Linked DNA regions of Homo sapiens: regions 2 and 3 are each linked to region 1. Evidence: chromatin contacts called from ENCODE Hi-C or POLR2A ChIA-PET data. All regions are on one chromosome and are shown on one strand. Each heading gives the region's core, a stretch centred on a gene start or an enhancer-like site at or near the end of the contact. The rest is flanking DNA. Distances are from core to core; before and after follow the strand shown.

The links. A loop is a pair of places that touch in the nucleus more often than their neighbours do. ChIA-PET counts read pairs that join two places held with the same protein, here RNA polymerase II (POLR2A). Pooled maps may share reads with other maps.
Region 2: a map of CD8-positive, alpha-beta T cell shows a loop between it and region 1 (2.7-fold over the local background). The contact joins the enhancer-like site here to the promoter of ARRDC2 in region 1. A Hi-C loop is called at or near these places in 2 of 168 maps with a recorded cell type or tissue (CD8-positive, alpha-beta T cell and gastrocnemius medialis) and 9 of 50 pooled maps. POLR2A ChIA-PET finds 5 or more read pairs at or near these places in 15 of 52 experiments (A673, B cell, CD4-positive, alpha-beta T cell and 12 more).
Region 3: a pooled map shows a loop between it and region 1 (2.1-fold over the local background). The contact joins the promoter of FCHO1 here to the promoter of ARRDC2 in region 1. A Hi-C loop is called at or near these places in 1 of 168 maps with a recorded cell type or tissue (B cell) and 7 of 50 pooled maps. POLR2A ChIA-PET finds 5 or more read pairs at or near these places in 4 of 52 experiments (B cell, OCI-LY7, activated B cell and 1 more).

Annotation. Positions count from the first base shown.
Region 1 is chr19:18,006,084-18,010,332 of GRCh38, reverse strand. ARRDC2 (arrestin domain containing 2) reads right to left here and starts at 2,163. Exons shown (of 8, transcript NM_015683.2): 1 at 1,749-2,163; 2 at 1,556-1,622; 3 at 1,215-1,362; 4 at 639-741; 5 at 294-550; 6 at 1-137. The coding sequence starts at 2,022. RefSeq lists an enhancer at 1,890-2,109.
Region 2 is chr19:18,286,616-18,290,864 of GRCh38, reverse strand. LOC124904653 (a long non-coding RNA gene) reads left to right here. Exons shown (of 2, transcript XR_007067155.1): 2 at 1-275. Among named protein-coding and RNA genes, the nearest start is that of MIR3188, 6.7 kb to the right of the region's middle. RefSeq lists a silencer at 134-183, a cis regulatory region at 218-586 and enhancers at 236-875, 2,330-3,173. Within about 2 kb of position 1,695, at least 4 of the 41 ENCODE cell types and tissues checked have a DNase peak (open chromatin) inside an H3K27ac peak, as active enhancers do; they include CD8-positive, alpha-beta T cell, where a contact is called at or near this core.
Region 3 is chr19:17,749,560-17,753,808 of GRCh38, reverse strand. FCHO1 (FCH and mu domain containing endocytic adaptor 1) reads right to left here and starts at 2,332. Exons shown (of 29, transcript NM_015122.3): 1 at 2,232-2,332. It overlaps FCHO1-AS1 (FCHO1 antisense RNA 1), which reads left to right and starts at 2,412. Exons shown (of 5, transcript XR_007067152.1): 1 at 2,412-2,593; 2 at 3,059-3,151. RefSeq lists an enhancer at 1-174.

The sequences.
Region 1 (4,249 bases), core at 914-3,413:
AGCCTCCAGTCCAGCAGGAAGCTGGCGTGGCTGCCCACGCTGGAGGAACGGCTGCCAAAAGGGTGCAAGGGAATGGTGCCGATCACCAGTGGCAGCTCCAGCAGCAGCTTGGACGTTCCTGGGATATCCACACAGACCTGGAGGAAGGAACCATAAGGGAGGGTGCCCAGGCAGCCTCCCCAACCCCCACCTCCCTCCTATGCCTGGGGAGACTGAGGCCTCAGCTTCCCCCAGTCTGAGGGAATACAGGGTGAATGTAGGCACTGTCCCCCAGGGCCAGCAGGATGCCCTACCTTGAGTGCGTAGTCCACGTGTAGAACGCGGCAGTGCAGGATGGAAGGACCCACTGGGGGGATCCGCAGTGCCCGGCCCTGCCACAGCGCCCGCTGCCCGGGGCCCACCGGCTCGCCCGCGAGGCTGGCCACCACTGCCCGTTTCTGCTTTCGGGCGCCTCGGGCCATGAACGTCTGTGTCTGCACCACGGCTGCCCGAGGCAGCACAGGACGTGTGGAGCCGTTGTCGATCTCGGCAAAGACAGGGATGACCTCTCCTGCAGCAAGGAGCAGTGGGGCCTCAGTTTCCCCTCCTGCAACCCCAACACCAGCCCCCGTCCCAACCCAGTCCGGTCCGCCTGCTACCTGGGGTGTAGCCCTTGCGGTCGATCTTGGCCGAAAGGGAGACTAGGCCACGGTTACAGTACCAGGATCGGGCAACCTTTTCCCGAGCCCCCGCTTGAGGTGCCTGTCGGTGTAGAGGAAAGTGACATGGATGAGTCACTTTGTGCAAACCACAGTCGCTGTGGAGCTTCCAAACCACCCCCAGCTGAGGGAGGACTTTGGGCAGGGCTTGGTTTCTTTTTAACAATCCAGGAACTATCCGTTAAATAGAGCCAGGAACACAACCCATCTTATAAAGCCAGAAATGAAATGTATAAGCCAAGTGTTTGGTGTGTAATTCACACTTGGTAAGCCCTAGCTCTGGTCTATTTCACAGAAGAGGCATCTGAGGCTCAGAGAGGGCTTCAAGACACTTGCCCAGAGTCACACGGCAAATGGGTGCAGATCCCAGTGGATTCCACACGCATTCCCACACCTGCCTCCCTCCCTGCCAGGGCCCACCTATGACCTCCATCTTATTGGTTGGTGTCGCCCAGCAGCCAGGCAGGCCCCTTCCTACAATACTCCCAACCTACCTCCCCAAGGGTGGCCACTCACCAGCAGGGCTGGCGTGTTGATGTCCACAGGCTCGATGACAGTGAACACCTTCCTTGCCCGGCGTGCTGGGACCCAGGGCCGGTGCAGGGTGGCCTTGATACAGTAGCGGACACTACCGTGTTTGCCCTCGAAGGATGTCACCAGGGTCCTAGGGTGGAGGGACGGGACTTCAGGGGACAAGATACAGAGACAAGCAGGCAGGGAGAAGGAGACACAGACACTCCGGGGGCCTCCCAGGGGGAGAGTCTTGGGGCTCAGAGGTGCCCAGATATCCAGTATTGGAGGTACCAATCTGGAAGGGGCTGCAGGCTTAGGGCAACCCTGCACCCCAGAGGACTTACGGGGGCAGCTGGAAGCTGAACAGGAACTCATGGCGCCCAGGAGGCAGCGTCGTGGTCTCCCCGGTATCTGCAGGTAGGAGAAAAAGGAGGCGACTGAGCGGTTGCGCTGGGGTCCCAGGGCTGACGGAGGTACCGCCGTCCAGGTGGTGGGAGGCACACAACTGGTGTTGGAGCAGGGGTCCTCCATCCGTACCTGGCGCCAGGAGCGTGGCGCGGTGGCTCACGACCTCCACGCGTTCACTGTAGCTCTGCGTGTAAGCCGTGCTCGAGCCCGCGCTGCGCGACTCGGTCCAGTGCACGTGGGCGCGGCCCCGCGCGCGCAGCCTCAGGGCACCCACACGCGCGGCGCTTGACAGCTCCAGCAGCACCCGGCCCGCCACGGCCTGGCCGCCGCTAAACACGGGCTCGACGCCCGCGGTCGCGCCGTCCAACTGCACCGAGAACGCTTTCACCTTGTCGAATAGCATCGCGTCCGGGGTGCGAACCCACGACAGGCGGAACCTGGCCTCGAACTCGCGAACCGGCAGCTCAAGATGCCGACGCTGCAGCCTCAGAACGCAAAATCGCCGTCAACGCGCAGGCGCGCTCACCAACCGGAGCAGAAAATCCCCGCGCCGTGCGTCGGCGCCGCTTTTATACGGCAGGGCGGGGGGGGGTGGGGTCACCGTCTCTTCCCCGCCCCGGGAAGGGACTCCACCAATAGCGCGACAAGGGGCGTGGCTCTGCCCAGGCGTGGAGCAAAATAACAAACGCCCCTGCTCACCGCCGGCTGCCCCCTTCCCTCGCGGACCCCGGGGAGAAACTGAAGCCCTTAGGCTGCCAGAGCTGGTCTCTCGCGGACCCCGGGGGTAAAGAGGAAAAAAAGAGGTGCAGAGGCAGGGCCCAGGCCTGAGGTCACCTAGCAGAGCCTTCAGCCTCTCGGCTTAATCACTCACCAGCCGCCCCTCGTTGACGTGACTCGAGGCATGTCCAGCCCGATTTGGGGCGGGGGACTCTCGCCCCAGTTGAGGGCCAGAGAGCCTATGACTGTTCCAGGCCTGTTTCCCCCGCTATGCAAAGGGAGAAGTGGAGGAGGTGGGTGGGACCGCCCTCCACACTGGTGCCTGCTGCACCCCTTTCCTGATTCAAGTCCCGCTTAGCTGGTGGCTCTGGGCAAATGACAACCTCTTGGAGCCTCAGTTTCCACCTCTGTAGAGCCGGGAGAAAGTAAAAATCAGTCCTGACCTCAGAAGGTTGTGCATGGATCATCGTGCAGCCCCAGCTGGACTCCTCCAAGAGCCTCGCTCCCGGGTCATCAACCTGCTCTTGACATACCGTCACTCGGTCGCGCCTCGGCGCATTCGCCCAGGAGCGGTACCTACGAAATGATGTTCCCTTCCCAATTTTCAGCCTCTGGCAAACCCTACCTTCCCCGCAGCCCTTGTGCCTGCTCCAGTCATCCTCAGCCCCCGTCCCGCCACAGAGCTGAATGCAGGGGACGCTCGGGCACCCCCAGGTCCACAGCTGCGGTGTGGCCACGGGACGGCGTGACCTCTCTCTGGGCTTCAGTTTCCCCAAAGAAAAGTCGCATGGAGTTTCTCCAGCGGGAGTTGCCTCTGCGTCGTCTGCGGGACGCTGGCGCCCTCTCGTGGCAGCGTAATGCGCTGCCGCTGAACCCATCCCCTGCCGTGACTGTCCGCCTCTGAGCCTGGCTCAGGAGACTTCCACCACCTCAGTGAGGTGTGTGGGTGGAGGGGGCGGTCATAAACAAACACGGTCACCCTCAGCCCGTGATGGGGATCGGAACAGGAACGACGGAGTTGGAGGCACAGTGATCAGCCTGGAAGGCTGCCTGGGAGGATGGGTCTTTGGAGTTGAAAGGAAGGTCTGGGACCTTAGGCCAGGTTTCAATGGATACTAGAGGGGAGACAGTAGGCCGTTAAGTCCGGGAGGAGAAGCGGGATTAGGTAACCCTGAAGGGACTACTGAGCCAGCGCCTCCCTCAATTCATTTCGCAGACGGACCCCAAAGGCCCAGAGATGGGTGGGGCTCTGCCCGAGGTCACACAGCACCTCCACTGGCCTCGCCCCTCCAGTGTCACTGTTTTTTCCTTAAATGTATAACAATTTAACAATTTTTAAGCTCCCTCTCCCTCTCCCTCTCCCCTTGGTCTCCCTCTCCCTCTCTTTCCACGGTCTCCCTCTCATGCCGAGCAGAAGCTGGACTGTGCTGCTGCCATCTCGGCTCACTGCAACCTCCCTGCCTGATTCTCCTGTCTCAGCCTGCCGAGTGCCTGCGATTGCAGGCGCGCGCCGCCACGCCTGACTGGTTTTTTTGGTGGAGAAGGGGTTTCGCTGTGTTGGCCCGGCTGGTCTCCAGCTCCTAACCTCGAGTGATCCACCAGCCTCAGCCTCCCGAGGTGCCGGGATTGCAGACAGAGTCTCGTTAACTCAGTGCTCAATGGTGCCCAGGCTGGAGTGCAGTGGCGTGATCTCGGCTCGCTACAACCTCCACCTCCCAGCCGCCTGCCTTGGCCTCCCAAAGTGCCGAGATTGCAGCCTCTGCCCGGCCGCCACCCCGTCTGGGAAGTGAGGAGCGTCTCTGCCTGACCGCCCATCGTCTGGGATGTGAGGAGCCCCTCTGCCTGGCTGCCCAGTCTGGAAAGTGAGGAGCGTCTCTGCCCGGCCGCCATCCCACCTAGGAAGTGAGGAGCGC
Region 2 (4,249 bases), core at 446-2,945, 280 kb before region 1:
TGGAGAATGGGTTTCCCATCTTGGCAGCATGAATACTTCCACTCATTCATTAATTCACTCATCCATTCATTATTCTACGAACTCATCCATTATGCTACTTATTGCATTCATTCCTTTACTCATTCACTCATTCATTGATTCACACACCACAGACAGCCAGGGAGGGCGGCGGGCCACAGGGGCCCACATCTCAGTGTGGACAGACGTCAGGGGCCCACAGGACCGTGGGTGGGGACAGCCCCAAGGCTGCAAATAAACGTTTGCCCAGAGCTGCATCCTGGCATGTCACCAAACCAAACCGAAGCCTCCCCAGAGAGGCCCCTGTGGGGTCCCCTGCCCAAGAGGCAGCTGCCTGCCACCTCCCCCACCCCTCCCCATTCAGGCACCACCCTGCCCTCAGTCTGTCAGCGGGGAAATGGCTCAGTACCTGGAAAAGCCACGAGTATGTGGTCGGATGCAGGCAAAACCCACACATCATGGTGGGGGGGGGCACCTACAATAATGGGTTGCATGTTAACAGATCAACACACATTCATCAAGCACCTACTGTGTGCTGGGACCCACGGGACTGGAGCATCTGCCAAGTGGGTCCCTGTGGCCCCTCCTGCCCTTCTGCTTGGGGCTTCCCTGCCTTTGATAAGACTCAGACATTCGAAGTCCAGCCCCAGCCCTGAGTGTTCCTGAGGTGGGAATGCCTGACTTTGCTCTCATTTCATAGTTTTTTGGTTTCCTTCTATTTATAGCAAGAGAAACTGGTTTTCCATTCTTGGTGGTGACATGAAGGTTCCCTTTTAAAATGTATTTACTGAAGTAAAAACAGAAAAGGGGGCCAACTTAAAGGAAAATCGTGAGACCAACCTACAGCATGCTTCTCTAAAATGACCTTGCTTCCAGTCCCCCAGAACATCACCTCTGGGCGGTGAGAACCCACCTGCCCAGCACACAGCGGGCACTCAATAGAGCATGGTCGTCGGGCGCAGTGGCTCATGCCTATAATCCCAGAACTTTTGGAGGTTGAGGCAGGCGGATCACTTGAGGTGAGGAGTTCAAGACCAGCCTGGTCAACATGGAGAAACCCCATCTCTACTAAAAATACAAAAATTAGTTGGTGTGGTGGCATGTGCCTGTAATCCCAGCTACTCTGGTGGCTGAGGCACTAGAATTGCTTGAACCTGGGAGGCAGAGATTGCAGTGAGCTGAGAACGTGCCACTGCACACCAGCCTCAGAGACAGAGTGACACTTTGTCTCCAAAAAAAAAAAAAAAAAAAAAAGCATGGTTGAATCGATGAATGATGGTATGTGAGTTTGGCCCAAAACAACCAAGAAACAAAAAACCAAACCAGCTTTTTTTTTTTTTGAGACAGGGTCTCGCTCTGTTGCCCAGGCTGGAGTGCAGTGGCACGATCTCAGCTCACTGCAATCTCTGCCTCCCAGGTTCAAGCGATTCTCCTGCCTCAGCCTCCTGAGTAGCTGGGATTACAGGCATGCGCCACCACACCCGGCTAATTTTTCTATTTTTAGTAGAGATGGGGTTTCACCATGTTGGCCAGGCTGGTCTCGATCTCCTCACCTTGTGATCCGCCCGCCTCAGCCTCCCAACCAGCTAATTTTTCTATCTTTTTGTAGAGATGGGTTCTTGCTATGTTGCCCAGGCTGCTCTTGAACTTCTGGGCTCAGGAGATCCTCCTGTCTCTGCCTCTCAAAGAGCTGGGATTATAAGCATGAGCCACCCTGCTCAGACTACAAACCAATTTATCTTTTTTTTTTTTTTTTTTTTTTTTTTGAGACAGAGTCTCACTCTGTCACCCAGGCTGGAGTTCAGTGGTGCGATCTTGGCTCACTGCAAGCTCCGCCTCCCGGGTTCACACCATTCTCCTGCCTCAGCCTCCCCAGTAGCTGGGACTACAGGTACCTGCCCACCACGCCTGGCTAATTTTTTTTTTGTATTTTTAGTAGAGACAGGTTTTCACCGTGTTAGCCAGGATGGTCTCGATCTCCTGACCTCATGATCCGCCCGCCTCAGACTCCCAAAGTGCTGGGATTGCAGGCATGAGTTACGGTGCCTGGCCTCTTTTTTTTTTTTTTTTTTTGGAGACGGGGGTATCGTCATGTTATGTTGGCCAGGTTGGTCTTGAATGCTTGGCCTCAAGCAGTCCTCCTGCCTCGGCCTCCCAAAGTGCTAGGATTGCAGGGGTGAGCCATTTTGCCTGGCCCAAACCAATTTCTGAAGTTGGTCTAAAGAAAGCAAATTCACTACCTTCTGATCCCCAAACCCTCTGGTTCTCCAGTATCTACCTGTGAAACGGCCTAACCCAGGCCTGGGCATACAGGAAGTGCACATTAAATGCATGCTGGATAAGTGCAGGGGTCCTGTCTGTCCTAGGGTGGGGTAGGAGGGTAAGTGGTATGGGAAGTTCTTTTCTCCTTGTGCTATAATAAGAGGCTTTGGAGACTGATTCTAGATGGTCAGTCAATCAACAAACACTTGACTGAACCATTCTTCTAGGCCTGCCCAGTTAGTAAAAATGGTCATAAAGCTGGCAGAGCCAGGTTCAATCTGGTTCCATCAATGCTGAAGGGGGGCTGTGCCTCAGTTTCCTCATCTGTAAAATGGTTTTATGAGGCAGGAGGGATCCGGTGCCAGTCCAGAGGGCAGGGCCTGGGTCCCCTCCGAGAGGCTGGGCAGACACCTGCGCTGGACTGGGGACAGACTGCGGTTCCTGCTCCTGGAGAGGGCGGAAGCCTGGCAGGAGGGGAACAGAGAGGCCTCAGCCTTCTCGGGTAACTTGATCCTCAGGAATGTGCGGGCCAGACAGCGCCCCCAGCCCGAGTCTGGCGCCCCACTCCCGACCGCCCTGCGGGGGTCCGGCAGTCGGGGCACTTTCCCTGCAAGTCCCGCCTCTGCGAGCCTAAGGGTCCTAAGCGCTGGATTAGGGTCCTCACAAGCCCCACCTCCCCGCTGTGGGGTCGTGAGTGCCTGGCTCCACCTCACCCCTTCGGCTGCCTGCTTAACTCGGTTTTCTTTGGGGCTTTCCGATTTATCAACGTGATTTTTGGTTTCTGGGTGTTCAAATAAAGACTAAAAATTAAACTGCAGCCTCAACTTACCCGGGCCCAAGCGATTCTCCCACCTCACCCTCCCAAGTAGCTGGGACCACAGGCGTGTACCACCATGCCCAGCGAACTTTTTTATTTTTGTAGAGAAGAGGTCTCACTAGATTGCTCAGGCTGGTCTCAAACTCCTGGGCTCAAGCGACCCTCCCTCCTTGGCCTCCCAAAGTGCTGGGATTACTGCCCTGAGCCACTGTGCCCGGCCTGCAGGTTGCTTTAAACAATAAATCTCTGCGCTGGGGAAGGACTACAGCCGCAGCGATTCAAACCCCGGCGGCTGCGGGGCGTCAGGTTCGGCTTCTGCTTGGAGGGCAGGGTTCTCTCTGGCCTGGCCTGTACGACTCTGGGCACGTCGCGCGCCCCCTCCAGACACTGCCCTGAGAAGTGGGATAACGTCCCTCACCACTCGTGGAGCTGCTGCTGAGATAAAGGTGAAAATGCAGAGTCCCGGACCAAGCCCTAGTGTTGCCCCAACCTCATCTGCAACTTTCATTGCCTTGGGGGTAAATCCCTCCTGAGCAGAGGTGGAGGCTTCGGCACTCCCCTTCTCTTCCTTTGGCACTCACTGGCTTCCCAATCCAGTCCCACCTGCCTCCCCACCTTCTAGAAATGTGTCCAACTGGTTCCTGCCCCGGGGCCTTTGAACTGGCTGTTCCTATTACCGGAACCCTCTGATCCCCCAATAATTGGCAATTAAGTCCAGCTTGTCTGTCACTTGGTGTTACATCCTGGGCCACCCCTCCCAGATTACCCAAACTCTAAAATATCAGCCCCCTCCACTACCATCTATGGCGGGGACACCATTGATTCTCCTGAAAACTGCGCCGGTCTGGCTCTCCCTTGGTGTGGGGACCTACAAAGGTGCAGATGTTGGTCTTGTTCATGTGTGCCCTTTCCCCTGGCTTACAGTAGGGGCTCAATCAGTGTATGTGGATTGAATGAATGAAAGTTCTCTCTAGTTCATTGTATGGGACTAGCTGATGGCGTTAGAGACACCCTCCGCCCCATATGTCCAAAGTGGCTTCAGATCTGCCCCGGAGGAACCCCCACTCTGGGAAAACAGAGCTGGACCAACAGCTGCTGTGGTGTCAGGGCTGGGATAAATGGAAGGACAGGAATGGGGTGTCCCAGAGGGCT
Region 3 (4,249 bases), core at 1,083-3,582, 260 kb after region 1:
TGTAATCCCAGCTACTTGGGAGGCTGAGACAGGAGAATCGCTTGAACCTGGGAGGCGGAGGTTGCAGTGAGCTGAGATGGCGCCACTGCACTCCAGCCTGGGCGACAGAGTAAGACCCTGTCTCAAAAAGAAAGAAAGTTAGTTAGTTTAATTGGACCCATTATCATTGAGCCTCCAATCCCGGGACTTCTGTGAGTCACCCAAGACCTCCTACTTGCTCACCCAGACTAGAACAATGTCAGGGTCCCTGAGTTGATTCAGCCTCGGGCCTGGCCCTGCAGGAGTCCCCAGTCTAGAGAGACAGAGCTGGACACAGATATCACCGTCCTGCATGGTCAGGGCTGGGCCAGATGGAGGGACAAGGTCCAAAAGAACCTGGACTAAAGGAGGGCTCATGGGAGTTGGGGTTTTAAAGCATGAATAGGAGTTCACTGGGCAAGGAATTATTTGTTTCAACAAACATTCCCAACCCTGCACTGGTTAATGACAGGGCCCCTGAAAAACTTCAGTCCCCACCACACCCCCTTAGGAAACCTAGTTTGGTGGCAGGGGTAGGGTGGTGAGCATGCTACACTGACATCCCTAGGGGAAAAGCCCTAAATTTCCATATCATTTCTTAGCTTCTGTCCATGACCAGGACCCTAAGCATCTCCAAATCTCTTAGAGCTGTGCTGACTGGCATGGGAACCACTAGCCCCATGTGGTGACTTAATTTTTTTTTTTTTTGGAGACAGGGTCTCGCTCTGTTGCCCAGGCTGGAGTGCAGTGGTGCGATCATAGCTCACTGCAGCCTCCACCTCCCAGGCTCAAGGGAGCCTTGAATAGTAGCCTCCCGAGTAGCTGAGACTACAGGCTCACGCCTGAATAATTTTTGTATTAAGTTTTTTTTATTTTTTTATTTTTTCTGGAGACAGGTTCTTGCTCTGTCACCCAGGCTGGAGTGTGCAGTGGCATGATCACAGCTCATGGCAGCCTCGACTTCCCAGGCTCAAGTGATCCTCCCATCTCAGCCACCCGAGTAGCTGGGACTACATGTCTAACTAATTAAAAATAAATTTTTTTTTTTTTTTTTGTAGAGACTAGGTCTCACTAGTGTGGCCCAGGCCAGTCTCGAACTCCTGAGCTCAAGCCATCCTCCTGCCTGGGACCCCCAAAGTGCTGGGATTACAGCCATGAGCCACAACCCCTGGCCTTAATTTTTGTATTAATTTTTGTATTAATGTTAAACCAAGTAAAATTAAATACAATTGGCTGGGCGCAGTGGCTCACGCCTGTAATCCCAGCACTTTGGGAGGCCGAGGTGGGTGGATCACTTGAGGTCAGGAGTTCGAGACCTGCCTGGCCAACATGGTGAAACCCCATCTCTACCAAAAAATATAAAAATCAGCAGGGCGTGGTGGCACACACCTGTAGTCCCAGCTACTTGGGAGGATGAGGCAGGAGAATCACTTGAACCTGGGAGGCGGAGGTTGTAGTGAGCCAAGATTGCCCCACTGCACTCCAACCTGGTTGAAAGAGTGAGATTCTGTCTTAAAAAAATAATAATTAAATACATACATACATACATACATACATACATACAATTATATGCCCAGCTCCTCAGCTGTGCCAGCCTCTCTTCCAAGGCTCAGTAGCTACATGGGGCTGATGGCTGCTGTATTGGATGGCCAACATTGTTCTAGAAGATCCCAGGAACCAAGGAGCCCAAGTTCCCCAGAAACCAAGAATCTCACTACTGTTTTCACAGTTTCAATTAGATTGCCTCACCCCACCTCTGGCAGACAGATACACATGGAGCACCAGTATGTGTGCGACCCTGTACCCAACTATTCACACGCATCTGCTCATCCAATCTTCATGCCATGCCCTCAGAGGCAACCCCAACTTTATGAAGGAAACCGAGGCACAGAGAGATCAATCATTGGTCCCGGCTGACTGTGATTTTGCCCCTGGTCTGTCTGCCAATGACCTCCTGTTTGAAACCATCACGCGTGGCTCTCTGGGTTTCCAAGCTCCCCTTGCCGCCCCCCTAACCCAAACCACCACTCACAGCTGGAATGGGGGACGGGGGGCAGGGCAACGGGTGGCCCCATGCAGGCTTTGGCCAGCCCAGGAAGTGACACCTGCTACTTCTCCTGAAACCCAGGCTCCGGGCAGGGGGGCCTCCCCTCTGTTCCTGAGGGGGGCCAAGGCGAGATGATGGGTATCTACTGGCCAGGGCTCAAACTCACCGGACAGGGTAGCGAGTGGGATGGGGCCCCTGTCTGACGGGGCAGGCGCCAGGAGACAGCCACGAGGCCACTTCCGTCAGCACCAAGTTGGAGGCTTGTGTGCATGGGTTGGGGGGGGGACAGGAAGCTCACCCCGCCCCGCCTACCATCCAACCGCCACCTTTCCTCCCCCGCCCGATCAGCACCCATGGGACCTCCCTGGAACCACACAGGCCATGGGTGAGTAAACAAGAGGCGCTTGAACCTGGAGCCCCCCGGCCTGAACCTGGAGCTGTTCTTACCGAACAAATATTAATCATGGCAATTGGGAAATAACTGAGCACCAACCCTGGCCCAGGCATTCAACATCTTGCCATCCTGAGGTAGGCCGATACCCACTTCACAGACTGGGCAAACTGAGGCTCAGAGAGGGAAATGCGCTCAGAAAGGGGAAGACATGGCCAGGCGCGGTGGCTCACGCCTGTAATCCCAGCACTTTGAGAGGCCAAGGTGGGTGGATCACGAGGTCAAGAGGTTGACACTATCCTGGCCAACACGGTGAAACCCCGTCTCTACTAAAAATACAAAAATTAGCTGGGCGTGGTGGCCCATGCCTGTAGTCCCAGCTACTCAGGAGGCTGAGGCAGGAGAATCACTTGAACCCGGGAGGTGGAGGTTGCAGTGAGCCAGAGGTTGCAGTGAGCCGAGATTGCGCCACTGCACTCCAGCCTGGCGACAGAGCGAGACTCCATCTCAAAAAAAAAAAAAAAAGAAAAGAAAGGGGAAGACATTTTTGCATTCATGAGCGCTTTCCTTCACTACAAAAGAAATTTAAAATTATATTTTAGGTGGTGGCTGATGCCTGGAATCCCAGCACTTTGGGAGGCCGAGGCAGGTGGATTGCTTGAGCCCAGGAGTGCGAGAACAGCCTGGGCAACATGGTAAAACCCCGTCTCTACTAAAAATACAAAAGTTAGCTGGGTGGGGTGGCATATGCCTGTAATCCCAGCTACTCGGGAGGCTGAGGCAGGAGAATCGCTTGAACCCAGGAGATGGAGGTTGCAGTGAGCGGAGATCGAGCCACTGCACTCCAGCCTGGGTGACAGAGAGAGACTCTGTCTCAAAAACAAAACAAAACAAAACTGTATTTTACAACTACATTGACATAAAGACAAATATATTAATATTATACACAAAAATGTTTCCTTCAACCCAAGAGTTCATTTTTTTCCCTTTGGATTTTAAAAGAAGTGAAAACATCAACCTAGGGACCCCTAAAAGCACTGTGAGCCTGAGACACTGGGCATTTTGGGTCTGATGGAGAAGTCAGCCCTGCTAGAACCCAAGTCTCCCAGCCTGTACAGTACCAGCACAAAGCCCAGAGATGGCCGGAGACTTGCCCAAGGTTACACAGCACATTGCCAGCTGACTCAGAGGTCCCCATCCTGCCTTCCCGGCACCAAGTCTTGCAAACCTGGGGCTGAGACATGTGAGCAGCCCCAGAACAGATAAAACAAAGCAGGAACCACATCAGCAACAAAGGCAAGACCCGAGCTCCCATCCTGGGAATCGAGTGGTGCCTGGCTGGGTGTCCGGAGCCGCTGACGTCTTGCCTGATGACCTTGGGCCACTCCTGACCTTCCACGATCTGGCTTCCAGGATCCTGGGAAACAGGATCTCACATTTCCCTCTCTCTTGGACCCCAGTGTATGTACAGTAGGGCCAGTAGCAAGGGTTTTCTCATCCTTCCCACGGACCAGTCACTTGGTTCAAGCAGGTACCATGCTGTTTCAATGACCCACTATGTCATGTCTCCCCTCTTGGCCTCGCCACCTGGGCTGCGATCACAGACAATCTGGCTTGATTCTCGTCACCACACCTCAAGGCAGTATCTTATCTCAACCAGCACCACGATGGGGAAACTGAGACACGTGCCCCAGGTCACACAGTGACTCGGGCCACCAAGTGGGAATCTGAGCCAGGGATTCTCAGAAATTTTCTGTCCTCCCCATGGGTCCCCTCCCTCTTCCTCACTTCAT